2 separate regions of the Homo sapiens genome follow, and region 2 is linked to region 1. A link is a loop called in an ENCODE intact Hi-C map of the cell type or tissue named here. Cell type or tissue: PC-9. All regions are shown on one strand. Links, peaks and the distances in the headings refer to the core of each region. The heading gives the core; the rest is flanking DNA.

Region 1 (2,806 bases), core at 202-2,701:
GGCAGCATTAAAAGCCCAGCTCAGTTATCTCTTACTTTCTGACCTCAAAAAGCAAGGGAGAGGCTGGGCGCAGTGGCTCACGCCTACAATCCCAGCACTTTGGGAGGCTGAGGTGGGCAGATCACAAGGTCAGGAGTTCGAGACCACCCTGGCCAATATGGTGAAACTCCGTCTCTACTAAAAATACAAAAAAATTAGCAGGGCGTGGTGGCGCATGCTTGTAATCCCAGCTACTCGGGAGGCTGAGGCAGGAGAATTGCTTGAACCTGGGAGGTAGAGGTTGCAGTGAGCTGAGATCACGCCACTGCACTCCAGCCTGGTTGACAGAGCAAGACTCCATCTCAAAAAAAAAAAAAAAAAAAAAAAAAAAAAGGAAAAGAAAAAGAAAAGAAATATTTTCAGGATTGCATCAGGCTGGGAGAGTTTCCATATTGCATCGTTTAATCCTCAATCGTTTAATCCTTAATCGTTTACCGTGCTGGTAACCTCACCAAAATAATTCTGCCCCCAGCCTCCCATTTTAATGATGTGGAAAGAGAGGCTTCTGGAGTTTTTAGGGCTTGGTGCCTGCACTAAGAGATCCCAGAGTGACTGAAGAGCAAGTTTCACTTAAAGGCCCAGGTGGCACCCATCTGCTAAGACCTTCCAGTGAACTTCACATACTCCCCCCACTCCATCCTCTTTTCCATTGTGAAGAGAGGGAAATAAATAAACACTTTAAATAAAGATTCCAGGGAATTGAAAACATGGACATCCGTGCTAACGTGAGAAAAGGATACAGTGAATACATCATCCTCTTTTTCACTGTGAAAAGAGGAAAATAAACAAACGCTTTAAATAAAGATTCCAAGGAATTCGAAAATATGGATATCCGTGCTAACATGAGACAAGGACACAGTGATTACACCACCACACCCAGCACACACACAAGTATCATTTCAGGATAGGATGAATAATGTGTTCATTTTGTTCCGAATCCTTGGAGATTAAACTCTGAGAAATACACTTTCAAAGACCAAAGTCATTCAGGCTGTTCTCTTCTTGAGGAAAAAAAAAGTGATTGATGATATTGAACTAAATAAAAGAGCTGGCAGGAGAAAAAGAGAGGCAGATGCGGCATTTATAAGAGAGAGCTCCCAGGTGATTACCAGTTCCTGTAACTTTTGTCTCTTTCAGTCAAGTGACCTGATGGACACCTGCCTGCAGCTGCCACCTCATCCCACACCTGGGGCTCTTTAGCACCACCTGCTGGTCAAGCCCTCTTGCTGGTTCTGGGGCCAGGGTATTTATATACAGGGGTTATTTATATATTTATATATAGAAGTTATTTATATATAGGGGCATAGATGAGTGTGACTCGATCTGGTTCCTAGTTCTATTCTGATAATCACAGATGATTCATTTATTCATTCATCTATCTATCCATTCATTCTCCCTTCCTTCCATCAAACCATCCACAAAATCTTCACTGATGAATATTCTTGCCAGGTACAGATATTATGATAGCCACCGGATGAACACAGTTCCTATTCTCATGGAGGTGCCAGCCTATACCAGTAATTCTCAACTCTGCCTGCCTGAGAGCTTTGTTTTGTTTTGTTTTGTTTTGAGACGGAGTCTCGCTCTGTCTCCCAGACTGGAGTGCAATGGCACGATCTCAGCTCACCGCAACCTCCGCCTCCTTGGTTCAAGTGATTCTCCTGCCTCAGCCTCCCAGGTTGCTGGGATTACAGGCACCTGCCACCACATCTGGCTAATTTTTACGTATTTAGTAGACAGTGTTTCACCATGTTGGCCAGGCTGGTCTCAAACGATCCACTTGCCTCAGTCTCCCAAAGTGCTGAGATTACAGGCGTGAGCCACTGTGTCAAAAGCTTTTAAAACATATTGAGATGTCTTCTTTCAGGAAGATTGAGTAGAGGTACTTTCTCTATTCTGCTTAGTACAACTAAAACTCTGGATGTTATATTTAAAGCAAACACAAGAAGACTCTGACAGGTGGAGAGGCAAAGGCAAAGCAGTGAGGAACATTGGGGCCCAATGAGCGACACAGTGATGAATTCCCTGGGCTTTTTTTTGGCCACATACATCAGAGATTTTGACCTGAAGTAGCTGGCAGCTCAGAAATGGCAATCGGCACAGGCAAAACAAAAGCCTGCTGTGTCCAGCCAAAGGACTGGGAAAGAGGCTGCCTAGCAAAGTAGAAAACTTTTAGACAACACCTGCTCTATTTCAGCCAAACACCATAGAAAAACACTGTGCCCCGCTCCTGTCCTAGCCAGATGAGGTGAAGTGGGGAGGGCAGCCAAGACTTCCACCCTTGTCAAGCTGTAATGAAGTGACTCAACTCCCCTTGCTGGGGTGGCGTCCCCGCCATTCCTAGCAGGGAGCCGGGACTTGCATCCTGTCAGGTGGTGACAAGCCCTGCACCCACCCCCATGGTGTCAGTAGGGGTGCATGGGGAGCAGTGAGGAGGCACTCTCATCCCTCCCAGCTGGGGACTTATCTGCAGAGGCCTAGTGGGGAGATGGAGCTCCCACATCTGCTCAGCAACAGTGAGGAAGCCACGCCCTTCAAGTGTCAAGAGAAGCGAAGTGGGGAGCCAGGACGTCTACCTCCACCTGGAAGTAATGAGGCAGCATACTCTCCCCGTGTGTCCTCCGGCTTCCTCTGCTACAGCAGTGTCAGTCAAAAGCAGATAAATCAGGAGATTTAAATATGATCCTAGGTCTTATAATACCTAAAATTTCCATATTTCAATTGAAAATCATTTTTCACATCAAAAAATGAGAAGGGATTTCTAATA
Region 2 (2,806 bases), core at 136-2,635, 71 kb before region 1:
AGTAACAGAAGGTAGTAGCTTCGGAGAGAAGAGCAGACTGTTCTACTGGTACACTGGGCTAAGCCAGGGGATTTCACCAACCTCGGTGCAACCGAGAGCCCATTTACTTACTGCAAATGTCAAGAGGAGGAACTTGTTGAGGAGTACAGGGTTTTCAAGAGCAGTGCCTGATTTTATGGATTCCCATATCTGCAAGAAGAAGAAAAGCATCAAGGCAGGTTACCAGGCATCTCTGAGTTTCTCACTCTCAGGTGAAGTGTGGAGCTGAAAAGCACCAGGCTCTTCTTTCCTACAGGCCCAGCACCACTTACCCCAAACAATGAAGTGGGTTGTTACCTCACTCTGCCGACTTCACACTGCCTCTCTCCCAGCCACACTCCCTTCAACATCTAAGCCAAGTGAGGGAACCCAGGCGCCTCCTCTCAGCAGATCTCAGCACCGAGGGGGCAACCAGGCCATTTTCATGCCTTCACAATCTCCTTCAGCAAATATTTACTTATTGTCTACTATATACCAGGCACATCAGGGTTACAGAAATAAAAGACACAGTCAGTCCCTACCCTCAAGACACTCGCAGTCTAGATAGAGAGACTGGCGTAAATGTATAACTTCACCACCATGTAGGATTTGCTGTCACAGAAGTAGGTAGAATTTATGGGAGGAATCCTCTGCAGACTCTGCTGGGGAACGGGGAGAGTAAAGAGCCTGGGAGGGGCTCTCAAAGGAAATGCTGTGAAATACACATAGGGGTTTCTTGAAGTCTTATTTGAGATTATCTTGCCCTGAGAGATGAAGAAAGAAGAACAAACTTCAAATTTATGTATACTCAGCAAGTACTGAGACTAGGAGCAAATGCTGGTGCTGGTCAGCAGCTGTGGATCACAAGATGTTTTTGTAGATAAGATTCGTAGCTAAACTTGGTGTTACTAAGCAAGACAAAACAGTTGCACTAATAAGAATCATTCCCTAAGTGTGGGTGGAAGAGGGAAATAAGTAAGCAGAAGTAAGTTCCTGCTACTGACATACTGGCCTTGGAGAAGCTGGACCACTGAAGAGAGGCCCCCAGTTTCCGGTAAGCCGAGGGGGCATGGGGCAGAAGCTGCTAGGAGAATTCTGGGCCCCAGTTGAGGGGTGGGATATTCCTGTGGGGGCAGAGCCTGCTTTTTTCCAAGATGATTAAGGCCTGACCCAATTCTTTGGAGACTCCCTTTTAAATGTGCAGCCAAAGCAGGAGGCCCAGGAGCAGTCAAGCCACAGGTCAAGAAAAACGACCATCCTCTCCTGAGTCACAGCTGCGTCCATCCCGAGGGATGTGAAGGAAGCCTGCCTCAGGACCTGACCACTGCACCCACACCAACAAGATTCATGTCGTGATAAAGACTGGTATAAAGACTCCTTGATTACAGCGGTTAGACAGGATTGGGATAAACTGCCCCCACCTCCCATTTTAATTCCTCTCACTAACTCCAATGTAAAGAAGCAAAGGAAAGACATTCCAGGCAGAGAGGATATTGTATTCCCAAGGAGAGAGGACAGAACAGAAAGTAGGTAGAAGGAATTACATGTGATTTGCTATGACAGACTCAGAGAATGCAAGGGCAAGAGTAAAGAGGTCAGAAAGGAAAAGAGGAAAACAGGGCCAGGCCACAGAGGCCTTGAAAATCAGATGCAGTAGATAAGTGAAGACACTGCAGAGACTACATGATAATCTCCTCTACCGCCATGGTGCACAGGATTGCCAAGCCTCTCCAAGGCACAATAAACAGAGTGCCTAGAGGCATTCAGCCACAGGAACACAACTCTCAGAGGTCTGGCTGCTTCAAAATGCTGGCTGGAGATGAGCAGCAAACTGATTACTTAACCTCTGCCCTGCCATGTTATTTCCAGCCTATCCCAGGTGAGAGCCTGGATGTCCTCTCCCTGACCTTCCTGCCAATACAGAAGGAGACAGCTGGGAGTATTCTCTCTGGAGAAATATACCAAAGCCCACAAGTGTCTTTAAGTTCCCTTCATATGCCAGTTTCTGCAGCAGACCCATGTGCCTGATCACAAACACTGCACCTGCCAGGACCACAGGAAATATGACACATACATCACGTTTTCACAGCTAACCTCATTTGCTGCTTGTTCCAAAAGGAGCTTCTTATCTGCAGTCTTGAAAGACTCGAGTGTGTTGGTGTTATACAGTGTTCCAATAGCTGGGCAGCAACGGGCTGGGGTGGGAGCACTCCTAGATACAAGAGAAACACGGTTAGTCAGGCACAGCTGGGACTCAGCCAGGGAGAGACAAGTCAACCACCACTGTAGTGGGATAAAAAGGGTATTGCTCTGCAGGGCAAACAGAAGATTAACTGTATGTTTTCTTGGAAAAAGATGAATATCATAACTCAAGAACTAAAAAACAGGCACCATTCCCCCCTAAAAGCCTATATATTCCCTATACTCTAACCTATCAGGATGCTGTTCTACTGTCCCCCAAAGAGAAGTTCATTTCCTATTTGTTCTTCTTTCCCACCTTTAACCTGAGGGAAATATTGTTTGTTGAGCTGTGCACAGTTTGAATTCTCATAACAGCTCTTTTCCCCCATTTAAAGGTTTAAGCAACTTGCCTAAGGTCACATAATAATAGGCAGAGCTTGAATCTAAAACCAGAACTAGCTGAGTCCAAGGTACTGTGCTGTGCCTACGCCACCTCTCAGACCCTCCCAGGCTTCAAGGTCCTGCTCTAATCAATCTCTCCTCTTCCGGAAAGCTATCTCCACTTTCTCTGCTAAGAGTTGGCACATAAAACTCAGCATAATATTTT

Evidence for each region. Hi-C counts contacts between places; a loop is a spot of excess contacts. Peaks named below come from ENCODE experiments on the same cell type or tissue, not always from the same donor. Only the 100,000 strongest peaks of a DNase experiment are listed, where the experiment ranks them.
Region 2: a loop joins it to region 1, with 4 times the contacts of the local background. A loop is called at or near these places in 5 of 110 quality-filtered maps.

Annotation. Positions count from the first base shown.
Region 1 is chr3:11,235,231-11,238,036 of GRCh38, reverse strand. All of the region lies in intron 1 of HRH1 (histamine receptor H1), which reads right to left. Among named protein-coding and RNA genes, the nearest start is that of ATG7, 36 kb to the left of the region's middle. In PC-9, for the core only: CTCF peaks have their summits at 1,035 and 1,242 (motif pointing left); a DNase peak (open chromatin) is centred at 1,196; H3K4me3 peaks cover 622 bases; H3K27ac peaks cover 1,538 bases.
Region 2 is chr3:11,306,367-11,309,172 of GRCh38, reverse strand. It overlaps ATG7 (autophagy related 7), which reads right to left. Exons shown (of 21, transcript NM_001349232.2): 6 at 2,113-2,230; 7 at 112-189. Among named protein-coding and RNA genes, the nearest start is that of ATG7, 35 kb to the right of the region's middle. In PC-9, for the core only: no CTCF peak of the experiment used is centred there; no DNase peak of the experiment used is centred there; H3K27ac peaks cover 151 bases.